Regions from separate parts of the Homo sapiens genome. Here region 2 is linked to region 1. A link is a loop called in an ENCODE intact Hi-C map of the cell type or tissue named here. Cell type or tissue: GM12878. All regions are shown on one strand. Region 1 holds the start of LOC102723692 (a long non-coding RNA gene). Region 2 has its middle 440 kb from the start of XYLT1.

Region 1 (8,000 bases):
CACTGTATAACTAACTCATCAGGTAGTTTTTGATGATTATCTCCTTTACACTTCACAACACCTTATGATACAAAAATGATGAGTATTACTCTTCTCATTTCACAGATGAGGAAACCGAAGCTCAGAGAGATGAATGACTTGCCCAAGGTCAATAGCTTGTAAGCAGAGTTTAAACTGCAGGTCCTGGGTTCCTAACCCACACTAGTCTCCCTTTAAACTAAATCAGAAACTTTACGGAGAGAGAAGCCGAGGGATGTGAGGAGGTGATGGGACAGTGTCACAGCCCTGCGGAAACCTTGCTGGCCAGGGATGAGACACCAGGTGGGAAACCTGCCTGTGTTTTCAGAGAGTTAGTGAACAATCTTCTTCCCCCCAGCCCCGTCAGAGACTGACGCTAAAAAAAAAAGATGCTATGTTGTTAAATGAACAAGAAAAAGAAGGAGAGTGATTAGAGGCACTTCTGGGAATCTATCCTAAGGAAATAATCAAAAGAGAGAATGGAAAAAAAGGGCTTTCTGAGAAAAGATATTCATCAGAACATTATTTACAAGGGTACATTACTGACAATGGCAACAGTGAAGGGCCAGATTAAGCAAACTCTGGAACTTCTGCTCAATGGAATACTAGAGGCATTAAAAGGAATCATTATCATTGCGGAAGCTACTGAGCAGCGTGGAGAAATGGGGGCTAATAGTATAATGCCAAGGGAAGAAAACAGGATACCCAATTCTTGTTGCAATTATGTAAATATCCAAAATGCATATTGCTTCAGAACAAAAGAAAGGGTACACAACGTGAAAGTCTTGACTGGCTTAGGGAAAGAGATGAGAGGAGAAGGGATTATGTTGAATTATTTTCCTACCTCCCCCTCATCTTCTAGAACACTCTTTCCTGAAGTGTTGGCAGTTAGTGGTAGATGAGACAATTGTAAGGGGTGGTTGAGAAGTTTCAACAATAGTTCTGCCTATTAATTTTCTTTGTGATATTTTTAGGTGTGATGACATTATGGTGAATGTTTTTAAAAGAGTTATTTTTCAGAGATACATTATTAAAATATTGATGGCTGAAATGATAGGATGTCTGGGATTGACTTCAAACTGATCCGGGAGGAGGCGGAAGGTGGGTGAAGATGAAAATGAAACAAGATCAGCCCCGAGTTGGAAACTGCCGGGGCTGGGTGACGGGAACATGGGGTTCCACTGTTCTATGTTGTACATCTTTGACATTTTCCATCAAAAAAAGTTTTGTACCTTCCACTTAAGACAAATGCTACATATGATATGGTGACAAAAAGCTTCCTTCTAAAGTATATATATGTAGCATGAAGAATGAGTAAAATCATTGGGTACATAGGATATCTGGTATCTGAGAAAGTAAAGCACAGCTTGGATTGGAAATGCCACGCACGCTAGGAGGGTGGCGTTAGATGAGTTTTGGGCAAAGGAAGAGAGAAAGCATAGGGTGGCATTGCATTGCAGATCCCTAAAGAGGAAGAAGGACCCCCACTCTGTACCCTGAGCCTCCCCTCCTGCTTCTCAGCTCTCCTCTCTGCATCCCATATAGGGCTCACCGGCAGCTGTTCTCCCCATCCGTGTGCAGGGACGTCTCGGCCCGTCGAAGACCCAGGCGGGCAAAGGAGTGGTACAAGGTGAGTGTCACGTCGCTCAGGCTGTGGATGCCGTCAGGCTCATCGTAGACATTCTCCCAGTAGGAGCGCAGGCCCGGGGTACCTGCAGGGTAGTTCCCGTACAGGTAATAGTCCAGCTGCCCAATGATTTCCTGATTCACCACGGCTTCAAACTTGCGGGCAAAGAAGGTAGGCCGGGCTGTCTGCTGTACTCATGGGATTAAAAATAGAAAAGCCACATCAGCGAGTGCTGGGGGTTGGGGGGAACCTAAGGGCATATCCTGTGGTTAGAAGCAAAGCTCTGCTGGACCCGAATTAGCTCCGATACTTTTTGCACCTCTGTGTTCTCAGTTTCAACATCTGTAAAATGGGTTATAATAAGGGTGTGAGTTAATCTGTGCAGAACATCTAAAGCAATGATAGGCACTTAGTAAGCATCATTTCTTAGTAAGCATCATTTAGATGTCTGTTAAATAAACTAAATAATTTTAGATGGTAATAGCTGGGATGGATCTCAGACATCATTTAGGTACAGGTCACAGGCTAGTAATCTAGGGCAAATAAATACAGCCTGCAGATGTATTTTAGCTAGCCATATTTAAAACATGAAAGAGTTCACGGAAATTCTTTTGGCTTCTCTTTAAACAGCAATAGATCTGGCAACCCCAGGCCCACACTCCACATGGTAACAACTGGTTAAAGCTGAAGGGTGGTGGCTGTTCCTTTAGACAGCACCTAGGTTCTTCTGCTCACTGCAGTCTCCACCATGCCCTATTGCCTCTTTGGTATTTCAGCCAACTTGCAGACTCACAAGGGATCGGAATCTCTGGGACTTTGAAAAATTCAGATTCCAGGCCAGGCACACACCTGTAGTCCCAGCTGCTCAGGAGGCTGAGACAGGAGAATCACTTGAACCTAGGAGGTGGAGGTTGCAGTGAGCCGAGACTGCCGCTGCACTCCAGCCTGGGTGACAGAACAAGACTCTGTCTCAGAGAAAAAGGACCTACTGAGTCAATAGCTCTGGAGTGTAGCTCAAAAAAAAAAAAAAAAAATTCCCAGGTGATTATGATTCAGTGTTTCAGGACCACTGATAGCAACCAAACTCTCAAGGCAACAGGCCCAGAGATGGTAAGGGACTTAGCTGAGAACACACAGCAAGTCACTATCAGAGATGGGACGAAGAGTCAGGGTCCAGGGTTAAAGAAATACTAAGCACCTGTAAGCTACCAGGTGTTATACTTTATATTCAGTAAAAGGCCAGACAGTAAATATTTAAAATAGCTTTGAAACCTTCAGCTTCGCTTTTATAGCATAAAAGCAGCCACAGACAGACAAGAGACTAAATAAATAGGTATGGCTGTGTTCCAACTAAACTTCATTTATAGAAGCAGGCAGTGGGCTGACTTTGGCCCCCAGGGCTAGAGTTTGCTGACCCCTTGTGTAGGGCTGCGGAGACAAATAAAACACAGGTCTCTCCCTTGAGGAGCTTATTATTGTCTAGTGTTATTATTGACCTAAAGTTGGGTCCAGCACTGTTTTCATGGTGGTAGATTAATAGCAGCAACAACTACTGACCACACACAATACGCAGGGCAATGGACTTATGTCATTACCTCTAATTTTCCCTGTAACTTGGCAAGGCAGGTATTATGATTCCCATTTTACAGATGAGAAAACTGAGCTCAGAGAGGCAAAGCGATATGTACAGACTCACACCATTGTAAGATTTGAAGCCCAAATGCATGACTCCAAAATCCAAGCCCTTTCTACTGTATCACTCCAGGACTGAGGCAACTGAGTAAACTGGGAAGCCCCCTGATCGTAAGTACCCTTGGTGTTATTCTAAACATCTCATTGCCAGTCTGCTTCAGGAAACCTCTCTGTGGTGGGGAGCACAGCTTAGCACTGTAGAGAGTTAGACCACCTGAATTCAAATCCTCATTTGGCTACCGTCTAGCTGTGCAGGTCAAGTTACTCAAACTCTCTGGGCCTCAGCATCCTTAAAATGGGTTACTAGCATAGTGTCTAGCACATAGTGTAGGCTGCTCTTTGATTATTATCACCAGCCCCTTGTTACCAGGAACCCATCTAGGGGCAGAACAAACTCCTTTCTCTGCCTGCGATTCCGACCATAGCTGGATCTTCTAACAAACAGGGCACGTTACCATATTATTCTTTCTCTCCAAGTTCTTCGCGCAAGAACTCTGAGTTCCTTACAGGCAGCAGTGTCTTGACTCTAGATCTTGGGGGATATTCTTAATCTCTGCTTGCTGTGAACACATGAGGCACTCCTTGTCAGAGGCTACAATGTCCCCAGGATGCCGGGCTAGGATACAAATGCTTGTGCCTGGGGGAGTGCAGGGCTCTGGGAATCAGCACGTGGAGGTTTTGTGCTCTAAGTGATGAAGATTCTCTGCGATTAGGGCAGTGAGGGACGGGTCCTCTCCAAACATGGGAATTCATTGAATAGGTCAAACAAACATTCCCCTGCAACCCTCTTTCGGCTCAGCATATCCTTTCTGCAGGGAAGATGTGAGTTTAGGCAGCCCCCTGTCTGCCAGCTTAAGGTGGCTGGAGCTGCTGTGTGGGAACCTTAAGGGGAATACGAACGACAGAAAACCTGCAGTGTACTCTGCATTCATACAGGCACAAAAACCAGGAAGGCAGCAGGGACTGCTGGAAAAAAACCCCACTTGGAACACCCCTCCATGCCTTCGTTTCCTTACCTGAACAATAAAAGTGATGTCTGCCCCAGTAAAGCCAATGCCCACACAGCCCGGCACAGAGGAGATCAAACACAAACAAACAGCATCCCGCTCCACATCAAGGGCACCTTGGCTGGGTTATGAGCCTGGCATTGTGTCCCTGCCTTCCTGTGTTAGTGGTTTGGGAAGTAGCATACCGTCTCTACACGGTGGCTCTAGTGACCTCAGAGTGATTCGCTTAACCATTCAGTGGCACTCATATTTGTGCTCTCTGCTGCTAGGTGTGGGGAGGGCTGGAGGAAGAAGCCACCATGCTGGCTTGGAGGGAGCAGAGCAGGAAGGGGTGCCCATCTTGGGGCCAAGCACTCTCAGGGCTCATGGTAAGTGGATGAGCATTCCCCACCCTCCTGCTCTGCCCTTCCCCAGAACTGTAAATTGTTAGGCTGCCCAGAGACAGCTGTAAAGGGGATAATGTTCTACCTCTTCTTACTCCTTCAAGTACACAGAACACAGTGTTTTCCCACAGAACACAGTGGTTTCCAAACCTGGCTGCTCCTCAGAAAAGTGCAATTCATTAAAAATACAAATTCGTCGATATCACTGATGAGGGTTTCTCAACCAGAGGTGCTGCTAAGCATCCTACCCATGCATGGGACAGCATGTCCCAACAGAGAATCATCCAGCCACAATGGCAAGAGTTCTGAGGTTGAAAAGCTCAGCCCTAGATATATACTTAAAAGCATATTCCTGGGTACAAATGTAACAAATATTTTGGGAGATTCTGATGAAAAGGGAATAAAGAGAAGATGATATGAGTATGGCCTTTGGAAAGTTTTTTTTAACCTTTCTGTGCCTCACAGTTTTCATATCCCTAAAATGGAATAATAATGAAAGGTCATTTGTTGTTTTTGGGTTAATGAGTCAATGTGGTTAGAACATCCCTGAAGTAAGTGCTCAATAAACACTGGCTATTGTTGATACTGTTAACTATTATTAATTATCAACAGCCAGGTTTGGGCACCATGTGATAAGATGACCTGCAGGTCTGGCCTTGGATTTCTGCAGAGGTTTGTTGGGAAGGCATCACTTAGGAGGCTGGCAGACCATGAGAAAGTCTCACCTGGAAGCGGTGGAAGTCCTGCGGCTTGAAGTCATTGGGGGAGCAGCCGCACCAGTCCACGATGTGCTTGTACTGGCACTTGCAGCCCAGCTTGCGATTCCAGTTGGTGATGCGCAGGTTGTTGTCCACCATGGTGTCGCAGTGGGGGCTGTTCTCCAGGACCGTATGGAAGAAGGACTGCAGGGGAGAGAGGGACCCAGCCTGAGACCTCTCCCAGCCTCCCACAGATGAACTGGGGTGGGAAATGGTGAACCCTTGCTCTGAGTTCATGTAAGAACTGGTTGTTTAAAAGAATGTGGCATCTCATCAGAAGCTGGGCGGCTTCCTGTACAGCTTGCAGAACTGCAAGCCAAATAAACCTCTTTTCTTTATAAATTACCAAGCCTCAGATTTTCCTTCATAGCAATGCAAAAATGTATAACACAACTACCTGACTGTCAAGGGACTCTTATGTTCTCTGCATGCATTTGAGGTCAGCTGCCCATGTGGTCCAACTCAGAGCGCAGGCGGATGCTCTGTCCAACAGACAAATCAAAGGGATTCAAGTCTGACTGACTGACTGGTGTGCTGGAATTTCACCCCTGGGGTAGGGAGACCAGATTGATGGTTGCATTAGACCCAGGGCTTCCTGCATCGCCAGACGGCAACATAGGGAAGGGAGTGGGTGGGGCTGCTTGCTGTCCATGGTACTGAACCAGGTGCCATATTTTCTCCCTAATCCCAGGATTCTTGGCCAACTGCTTTAAGGGATCTGAGAAAGAGGCCATGTTGGATCTGAAAAGAAAAACTAGAGGAGAAACAATCAATCACTGGAGTACTTGAGAGACTGCCAGAGAGTGAGAGAAAGATTTCTATAATAGACAGTCCCAGGCAAATATATTTCCTCCCTGTTCTCTCTCCCTAAGGGAAGCTGTTGGGGAATCTGTGTCTGCCCGTTACAAGTTAATGGGCACAGCCTTCTGATTTCTTCTAAACCAGTCCTCTTGAAGTGGTCTGGGAGAAGGGAGGGAAGGCAGAGATGCAGGAGGTGGGACTGAACAGAGACCCTGGAGTATATGTGCTTGTGTGTGCTGGGGCCAGGGAGGGGCAGAGAAAGCACACACACGGAGCTTTGGTCACCAGTATCGTGGTGGGCGTCTTGATTAAAAATAGCCAAACTCCCAAACAATCTCTTCTAAATGGATGGGTGGGTAAATGAGGCTCCAGCCGCCACCCCCTGCTGACCTTCCTGTGACACTAAATGACAAGCCCATGAACCTGGATTTTAAGCTTGAATTGCCTACAAGCCCAGGGAGGCATACATTCTCCAACAAGCAGTGGGAAGATGTACCCAATTACTGATTGCCCTGTGTCCTTTCATAATGATACAGAAATTCCCTGCAATATAATGGATGAGGAGGTTATCAGAATTGAGAGAAGAGGTGATTGATTTTTGCTGAAATAGGATTAAAAGCTGATTACTTAACATGTGTGCAGAATAGTAAAACCTGGCCCAGTGATGACAAGCTCATCATCCCTCTGGGTGATGGGGGCAGTCAGCCCTCCCCGGAGCTTGGCACTGCCCCAGACACAGGTGAGAGATGTGCTGGGAGTGTGGCCTGCAGAAACACACATAACCTATGTGGTCCCGGGAAGGAACAAGGGACCGTTCATGAGAAATGCCATAGACTCAATAGAAACGGAACCAGCTCTGCACTGTTCTCAAGCTGGATTGGAAATGAGGGTGCAATCAACCTGGAGGTCAGGAAGATGAATCTGGAATCCCTCAACCCAGCTCTGACCGGCAGGCAGCTAAGGGAATGTCAGTGACAATCCTTCAGAACTGGATCCCCTCCCCACTTCTAGATGGGGCTAGGACTGTTTTAGAATACTCTGGATTAATGGAGTATGACTTATGAAACCAACACCCTTTTCTTCAGGGAATAATAGAGCAATGTTCAACATGAGAAAAGGCATGCTTGGTGTAAAAAGGTGGTCATTACATGATTGGTCATTGTGAAGGATGCGTCAAAAGTTGATGTGGCGGCCGGGCATGGTGGCTCATGCCTGCAATCCCAGCACTTTGAGAGGCTGAGGCAGGAGGACCACTTGAGGCCAGGAGTTCAAGACCAGCCTGGCCAACATGGCAAAACCCCATCTCTACTAAAAATACAAAAATTAGCTGGGTGTGGTGGTGGGCGCCTATAATCCCAGCTACTCAGGAGGCTGAGGCAGCAGAATTGCTTGAACTCTGGAGGTAGAGGTTGCAGTGAGCAGAGACTGTGCCACTGCAGTCCAGCCTGGATGACAGAGGAAGACTGTCTCAAAAAAAAAAAAAAAAAAAAAAAAAAAAAAAAAGTTGATGTGGGTGTGTCCTGAAAGGGTCAGCATATACAGTTGTGCAGGTTACACACTACATACCTTTTAGGGGTGCCATCAGCATTGTGGATGTCAGAAGGGTTTTTTAAATAACAGTTTTCTGGAAAATAGCCATAAGGTTCTTGTTCTAACAAAATCTGTGTATCATGTGATTTTTATGACCAATGAAAGCCAAGTATCTTGAGGAAGA
Region 2 (8,000 bases), 110 kb before region 1:
GGACTTGTGAGTTTTTGGGAAAAATAAAGCCCAGATGGGTCCTGTGTTTTCTGTGGGTGTTGTTATTATTTATTTTTATTTATTTTATTATACTTTAAGTTCTAGGGTACATGTGCACAACGTGCAGGTTTGTTACATATGTATACATGTGCCGTGTTGGTTTGCTGCACCCATTAACTCGTCATTTACATTAGGTATTTCTCCTAATGCTATCCCTCCCCCATGCCCCCACCCCACGACAGGCCCCTATTATTATTATTTTTGAGATGGGGTCTCGCTCTTGTCAGCCAGGCTGGAGTGCAGAGGCGCATTCTTGGCTCACTGCAACCTCTGTCCCCTGAGCTCAAGAGATCCTCCCTCCTCAGCATCCTAAGTAGCTGAGACCCCAGATGTGTGCCACCACGCCTTGCTACGTTATTTTATTTATTTATTTTTGTTAGAGACAGGGTTTTACCATGTTGCCCAGGCTGATCACGAACTCCTGAGCTCAAGCAATCTGTCTGCCTCTGCCTCCCAAAGTGAGGGGATTACAGGTGTTAGCCACCGTGCCCGGCCCTGTGGGTATCATTATTGAAGGTGCTTTTGTTTTCTGTTCTGGATGGCTCAGAGGTGTCTCTTGAAGTGTCATCTCCGTGGACCACAGATTCAGCCATAGGTATCCACACCGATGCTCTAGTATCATACACACACTGCACAGGCCTGCAGCAGTCATTGTTGCCATTGACAAATATTTGTTACCAAGGTTTCCACCCCTTGCAGAATACCCACGCTAGTCTTGCGGATGTATCATCCTAGGAGTGGGTCAGTTCTGTATTCAGACTCCAGAGCCGAGCCCCCTGTGGCAGAGTAGGAGTGCCCAAACCTGCAAGATCCTACAGCCGTGCTTGCCATCTTGAGATGTAGATAACATTTTTATCATTCTCTTTAAACTATTTTTCTTATTTTGTTGAGGTATAGCTTATATACACTAAAATGCACAAATCCTAAGTATACGGATCAATGGATTTGTATACAGGTATATGCCTTAGGTAACCACCATCCAGATCTAGTCACAGAACATTTTCATTACCTTAGAAAAATCCCTCATGACCTATTAAAGTTACCCCACTGTTGGATGTAACCACTGTCTGATCTCAATCACTGTAGCTTAGCTTTCCTGTTTTTGCCATTCATATAAATGGCATGATCCAGAAGGTACTCTTTTGTTTCTAGCTTCTTTTGCCCAAAATATTTTTGAAAATCATCCATGTTATTTGGTTTTACCACATTTCATTCTATTTGTATTAATGTTTCGTATTACATTGTATTTGCATACAGCAATTATCTCTTTTCCTTTTTATAGACCTTTGCATTGTTTCCAGTTTGGGACTAGTAAGAATAAAGTTTCTATGAGCATTCTTGTACAAATGTTTTTGTGGGCATCCATGAGATGGTTTGGCTGTGTCCCCACTCAAATTTCATCTCAAATTGTAATCCGCATATTTCAGGGGAGGGACTTAGTGGGAGGGAGGTGATTGGATCACAGGGGTGGTTTCCCCCATGCTGTTCTAGTGATAGTGAGTTCTCGCAAGATCTGATGGTGATGTAAGTGACGATTTCCCCTGCTCTCTCTCTCCTGCAGCCTTGTTAAGGATGTGCATGCTTCTCCTTTGCCTTCCACCGTGATTGTAAGTTTCCTGAGGCCTTCCCAGCAATGCAGAACCGTAAGTCAATTAAACCTCTTTCCTTTATACGTTATCCAGTCTCTGGGAAGTTCTTTATGGCAATGTGAAAAATGGCCTAATATAATACATACTTGTTTCTCTTGGGTATAACTCTAAGATTGAAACTGGGGTCTTATTTAATTTTATTGGGAACTGGCAAATTGTGTTCCAGAGTAATTGAGTTACTCTGTATTTTATATTCCCATTAGCATTGTGTGGGAGTTCCAGTCACTCTACATCCTTGCCAATACGTCTATTATTCTTTTTTATTCCATCCCAGTCTACAGGAAAACTGGATGCTTATTTTCTCCATCAGAGTTTTCCGCCATGTTGTACTTTCTGCCATATTGTATATATGTTGCTGTTCCTACTGGGGACATATACACCAAAGTTTAAGATCATGGTTTTTCATTTTCACCCTGGATTTCTCCGAACTGCCATCCAGCTTTCCTTCTCCCCTACCTTAAATCTTACTTACTTTAATTCTGTTTGGAAAAGTGGAAAGTAATATAGATCAAGTAGCTATCTCCTATTATATTCAAAGTAAAATGTATATTAGAGAAGTAGGTATAAGAAAATCTTCATTTAGGGCCAGGCACAGTGGCTCATGCCTGTAATCCCAGCACTTTGGGAGGCAGAGGTGGGTGGATCACCTGAGGTCAGGAGTTCCAGACTGGTCTGGCCAGCATGGTGAAACCCCGCCTCCACTAAAAACACAAAAATTATCTGGGTGTGATGGTGCACGCCCATAATCCCAGGTACTTGGGAGGCTGATGCAGGAGAATTGCTTGAACCCAGGAGGCAGAGGTTGCAGTGAGCAGAGATCACTCCACTGCACTCCAGCTTGGGTGACAAAGTGAGACTCCATCTCAAAAAAAAAAAAAAAAAAAAGTCTTCATCTGGGGGCAGTCTAGTGTAATGGAAAATTCTAGAATTCTGGACTCAGATGGCCCTGTCCCTTACTGACTGTGACTTTAGACACATGATTTAATAGCATGGAATTTCAGATTCATTGACTATAAAATACAGAGAGTAAAAATTCAATGACATAAAGGAGGTAAAACAGTATGCTACAGACTAGGTAATTCTTCTCAAGTACATTTCAATTTTAGTTTGTATCAGACAGGATGTGCTGTGGTTACCACACGCAGCCCCCAAATCTCAGTGGTTTAGCATGATGGAAATTTGTTTTTTACTCACATTCTATTTCTAACCCTGGTTGTTGGAGCTCTCTCATCAGTCACTTAGGAACCTAGTCTAAAGGAGATGTCACTTTGGCTCCAGGTTGCATGAATAATAGCATTGAGTGCTAGTGGGGGAAGGGGGTATGGTGGTAAATTCGGGTGTCCAGTCAGCAAATATGTGCTGAGGAACCTATTCTGTGATAAACATTGGAAAGACAGAAACAAACAAAAAATACTGTACCTGCTTCCAGGAGCTCACAGCATAATAACAGCAATAACAAGGACAACAGCAACTGTAGCTGCAGCAGCGAAAAGTTACTGATCACTTATGAAGCCCAGCACTGTATCAAGAACTTATTTTATGATGCAGATGTTTTCCCAATCAGAAAACTCAGATAAGGGAAAACAGAATTTTATTTTTCTGTAACTGAATTTCATTTTACTCTTAAGCACCCACTTCCACTGCAAAATTGAATTAGAGAAAATGTAATCACTTCTGGTTTAAAACTCAGTCTCTTGTGGATACTGCTCAGTTGACCCAACTTTCTACCCTTTGCATTTCTCTCTGTCTTTCCCACTGTGTTTAAAGTTCCTGGTGTGAGGTGCAGGCTTTAGTATTAAGGCATGCCAGACTTTGGGAAGTATCATCTGTTGTTACCTGTCCCCACCTAGTGTAGTTATGTGTCCCTTTGTTTCTACCACTGCTGATTGATCGTGGTTCTGTATCTGTTTTGGGGTCAATACATCCACATCCCTAATCCCCAAATGTGAGAATGTTTTGGTCCTCTGGTTCTCACGGCCACTTCTGTGCCCTTCGTGGAAACTTAGGTGCTTCCGGCTGCTCTCTCCACACCACACTGGCATGAGGATCTGCAAGGCTGCCCTCAGTCTTCCCCACCCAGAAAATCCCCATGGCCATTTCTACTCTGTGGCTTGGGTACCATGTAGGTCAAAGAACTTCTCTATAAATCGTACAGACTCCTGGGAACTGTAGCAGTGGCTCCCCTGCTCTGGGATTTCCCTAAACTTATTTATGGCTTCTTTCATCATCCTTACCCTAGACCATAGTTATTCTGTTTATCCAGGATCAACGTATACAAGTGTAATGGTTTTAAGTGACCTTAAATAAATGCCCCTGAAAAGATAGGCCAATCAGTGTTCCAGCTGCAGATGGAAACTAATCACTACTATTTTGTAATAGGGATAATAATGGTGTAAGTTCAGGACTGAAATACAAGCAAAGGCCTGAAGCCAGAATCAGTATGAATTAGGATTCTGTGTCCATTCATCATGAAGGCTGATCAGTTGTTGGCTTTGAACAGAAGGCTCATGCCTTGATTAGAGCTGTCAGTGGTAGGGAGTAAATTAAAATGTGTTTGTGCTCCACTAGTGTGTTTGAATTTTAAATCACTGGAAATCCCTGTGTGGCCTAAACTAGAAGTTTTCTCATATGCAAAGGGATGGAGTTGGAACAGATAGTTGATCCCTAAGTACCCTTCCAGCTATGAGGTATTCTGTTTCATAATAGGATGGTAAACAATCTTAACTCATTCCTTTGTAACTTAATTTTTCTGCATCAGGGAAGAATAGCAGCCAGTGCTTGGTATTTAAGCAAAACATACATTTATAATTCATTTATATGCAGTCATATATATTATAAATGGGAATCCAAAGGATACCACCCTTAATAAGCAAGTGAGAATTTATGAACTCCTTTGCTTCCAACCCACTACTATTATTTATCTTATATTAATGGCCTCTCTACCCAGTAGACTGCTCTAAGTCTATTAACTTTCTTTTTTAAAATGGCATCTTTCAGATTTGGTGCAAGCCATTGGGCTGTAGGCTCATTTGCAATTTCTCCATTTTTTATGAATACAGTGATTTATGTCACGGGGATGTAATGGCTCATTTTGGGTCTAATTTTGACTCCCACTTGGATTCAAGGCATCTGAGCATGTCTTATGGGCTCAACAAGCATCTAGTTGAATGAGTTGATTTTCATGATGATGATAGTTGTAAGGGGCAATTGAGAAGGTGGTTTATAAATGAGGCCTTGGGGAGAATGACATAGTTATAATGACTGCTGGCTTTGGGGACAGACATTCTTAGTCCCACTTTCTATCTCTGTAATATTGAGGGAGGTTAACTAGATTTGAGGGGCCTTGTTTATGTATCTACAAAATGAGCACAATTATAACCAAGCTCCTATGGTGGTAATTAAGAGTTCAACATGGTAATGTATGTAAAGGGACTTAGCAACTTGCCTTGCACAGAGTAAGTGTTCAATAAAGCTTAGCTGCTATTGTAATGTCTACCCCACACCTGGTCCCATGAACTTATTTCTGAACTTTTCATCACGGAGGACTGTAGGGAGAAGCCAACAGAGCTGTTTTCACAAGGGACCATGTGAAATGTTAAGGTGGGTCCAGAGGTCCTGGAATTTACATTTAAAGCCAGGAGCTAAAAAAATGAGAATTATTACTGTTCCTGACCTCATTTGTCCCTCGGGCTGGTGAGGCTTAGGGTACATTTATATTTGCTTTCTTATATCTATACCTTTCTTTTAGTCTTGGTGTTTTTCACATTGACAGAGCCACAAACTAACTAGAAGGCTACATACTCCTCAGTAAGAATAGCTAACATTTGCAGCATGTACTATATGTCAGGCACAATCCCATGTGGTTTTACAGGAATATCTAATAGAACCCTCACAATAATCTTTTGAGGGAGATCATTATTGTATAATTGAAAAAGCAGAGGCTTAGTGAGATGAAACAATTTTTGGTTTGTATCAGTCAGTATGAGCTGTGTTGTGCTGTGGTAACAAGCAGCTCCCAAATCTCAGTGGTTTGGCATAATGGAAATTCATTTCTTACTCTTACTGTATTTCTAACACTGACTATTTGGAGTTTTCTCATCAGTCACTTTGGAACCTAGGCTAAAGGAGACTTCACTTTGATACCACATTGCACAAATGATAGCACTGAGTGCTAACTGGAGTAAATTCGGGTTTTGAGCCATTTATTCAACAAATGTCATCAATAAAAGAAGGAGCTGGCATTCAAGTCTTGCCTGTCTAGAACACTCAATCTTAAGCAACCCATTGTGAACATAATCCCATAGCCCTCAAAGGCCTCACCTTTTCACCAACTAGTTCTGTTCCTTTTGTGATTGATGATGCAATTTCAGTGTTTTAAATGTTGTATTTACATTGATTGGGGCTGCTGAGATCATTCACACAAATATGTCTAGCCATAAATTCCAGAGAAACTGTGCCATGCAGTTCCAAATTCCTTCACTTCTCCCACCAGTACAAGGGCTTCATAGGAGCAAAGATTTGCAAATGATGTTCCCATCCAACACTTAACACTTCTTATTTTTAATCGAGACATCTTCTGCTCACCACTTTTGGCACTCTGCTTGTGCAGCCTTCTCTAGTCTCCAGACAACAGCTATTTTCTCTGTTAGCCAATTACCCTCCACTGAAGGTTCCAGTATCCTCATACCTGCAGAAAAAAATTACCTGGAAAGAATGCACTTTTCTCAGGGCCCAGACGGTGATGGATTGTACCATGATGGTTTTTGTTCACCTACACCGGTGGATTTTCCTTTCCTGCTGGAGGAAAAGATCTCATTCTGCAAATGCACTAATGATGTGTAATTATCATCGCTGCAAGCCTTCTACGCATCTGGGCTAATGGTTCCAGCTTCCATGATGATTCTCATATGTTACCCAATTCCATATTTGAGTGGTTCTGTCCTGCCCCTGGTAACAGTAACAGTTGGCTTCTAGACAAACTTAAATATCCTGGCTTTATATACCTGGCTCATAGCATGTGATGATAATAGCAATCACCACATAAGTTTCAATCATATCTTTACTCACAGAAGGGAGATACTCTTGGTTGAATATTTAATTCAGTTTTGTTAAAACTTGAAGTCTTCTTGAAACAGCGCTGCCTGACAGAAATATTTAACGTCAGGAATTCATGAGCAATGGGACCCCAAGGTCAAAAAAGGGGAATGAGTAGTCAAATCCAGCCTTGCTTGTCACAGCAGACTGGAGCTTCAGGAATTATTAAGCAGGCAGTGGGAAGAACAAAGGGGATAATGTTCTTTCCATTGAAGTAATTTTTCTCAATGCAAAATGCTTTTTCGGAGTCCATGTGGGTTAATTTCCACCCATTTTGCATGTAGGAGACATGCATCCAAGTCCTCAGTCTCAGAGTTGGAAGAAATATTTTTTCTTTATTTTCCTTATTTCTAGTAAACTTCACCCCAAACCCTCAAACAGTTAGGTTGCTTAAAATAAAAACAATTTTGGTCAATACTGAGGCTTCCCTACCCCTAGAGTTTGTTTATTACAGTAGTTATTGAATTGAATCCTTGAGATAGGACTTTCTGTTGATGTGCATACTACCTGAAACCATGTGACCCTCTTCTTCTATTTTAACATTGGAGCCCAAGACCCTTTTGTGGGGTTGCTGTCCCCTTACCCTGGGGTCCTGCTTTCAGAGGGGTACTTGATAGCTTCTCCTTTGATATCTAAATTTCTTGGGTGCTGCTCCTTCATAAAGGCCAAAGTTCCCACTGTTTGCAAGACACTCACTTCCCAACTGCAACCCCCTTTCCATTTCTAGGGGTGGAAATCCTGCCTCTTCCTGCTAGTTTTCCCTTCCTTGGTCTGATAAATCCAGTTCATGTCTTTATCTTGTGAATCCTCTGCAAATTGCTATGGCAAAAATCCCTAAGATCTCTTTTGAGATGGAAGACCAAACATACAGCAAAGAAAACACAGATTAATAATTCAAAAACATATCTGCCACTGGTAAAAAAAAAAAAAAAAAAAAAAATTAGAATCAAACCATTAATTTCTCCTTACACTTTCTCCTGCAGCAGTGAATATACTACAAAGCTTGGTTTCTGTGATAATAGGAATAAGGCTTACTGAGCTATATTGCATTTCCTAATTGGATCATTCTTCAACCATTTTATCTCATGGGTATCTACCCTGCCTTTTATGGTTGGGGTGGTTTTCTTTTCCTCCCCCTCTTAGATCTTAATTTTGCAAACAAGGACTGAGAAGTGGCATTAAGATCAGCCTCATTAT

What was found. A loop is a pair of places that touch in the nucleus more often than their neighbours do. Peaks named below come from ENCODE experiments on the same cell type or tissue, not always from the same donor. Only the 100,000 strongest peaks of a DNase experiment are listed, where the experiment ranks them.
Region 2: a loop joins it to region 1, with 5 times the contacts of the local background. A loop is called at or near these places in 1 of 110 quality-filtered maps.

The regions. Positions count from the first base shown.
Region 1 is chr16:17,132,903-17,140,902 of GRCh38, forward strand. XYLT1 (xylosyltransferase 1) reads right to left here. Exons shown (of 12, transcript NM_022166.4): 8 at 5,453-5,629; 9 at 1,571-1,833. LOC102723692 (a long non-coding RNA gene) reads left to right here and starts at 1,602. Exons shown (of 3, transcript NR_135179.1): 1 at 1,602-1,648; 2 at 4,614-4,712; 3 at 5,340-5,830. RefSeq lists an enhancer at 1,852-1,911. In GM12878, a CTCF peak has its summit at 3,060 (motif pointing left); a DNase peak (open chromatin) is centred at 1,919; H3K27ac peaks cover 460 bases.
Region 2 is chr16:17,024,093-17,032,092 of GRCh38, forward strand. No RefSeq gene overlaps it. Among named protein-coding and RNA genes, the nearest start is that of XYLT1, 440 kb to the right of the region's middle. In GM12878, a CTCF peak has its summit at 3,579; DNase peaks (open chromatin) are centred at 2,899 and 3,789; H3K4me3 peaks cover 1,469 bases; H3K27ac peaks cover 2,761 bases.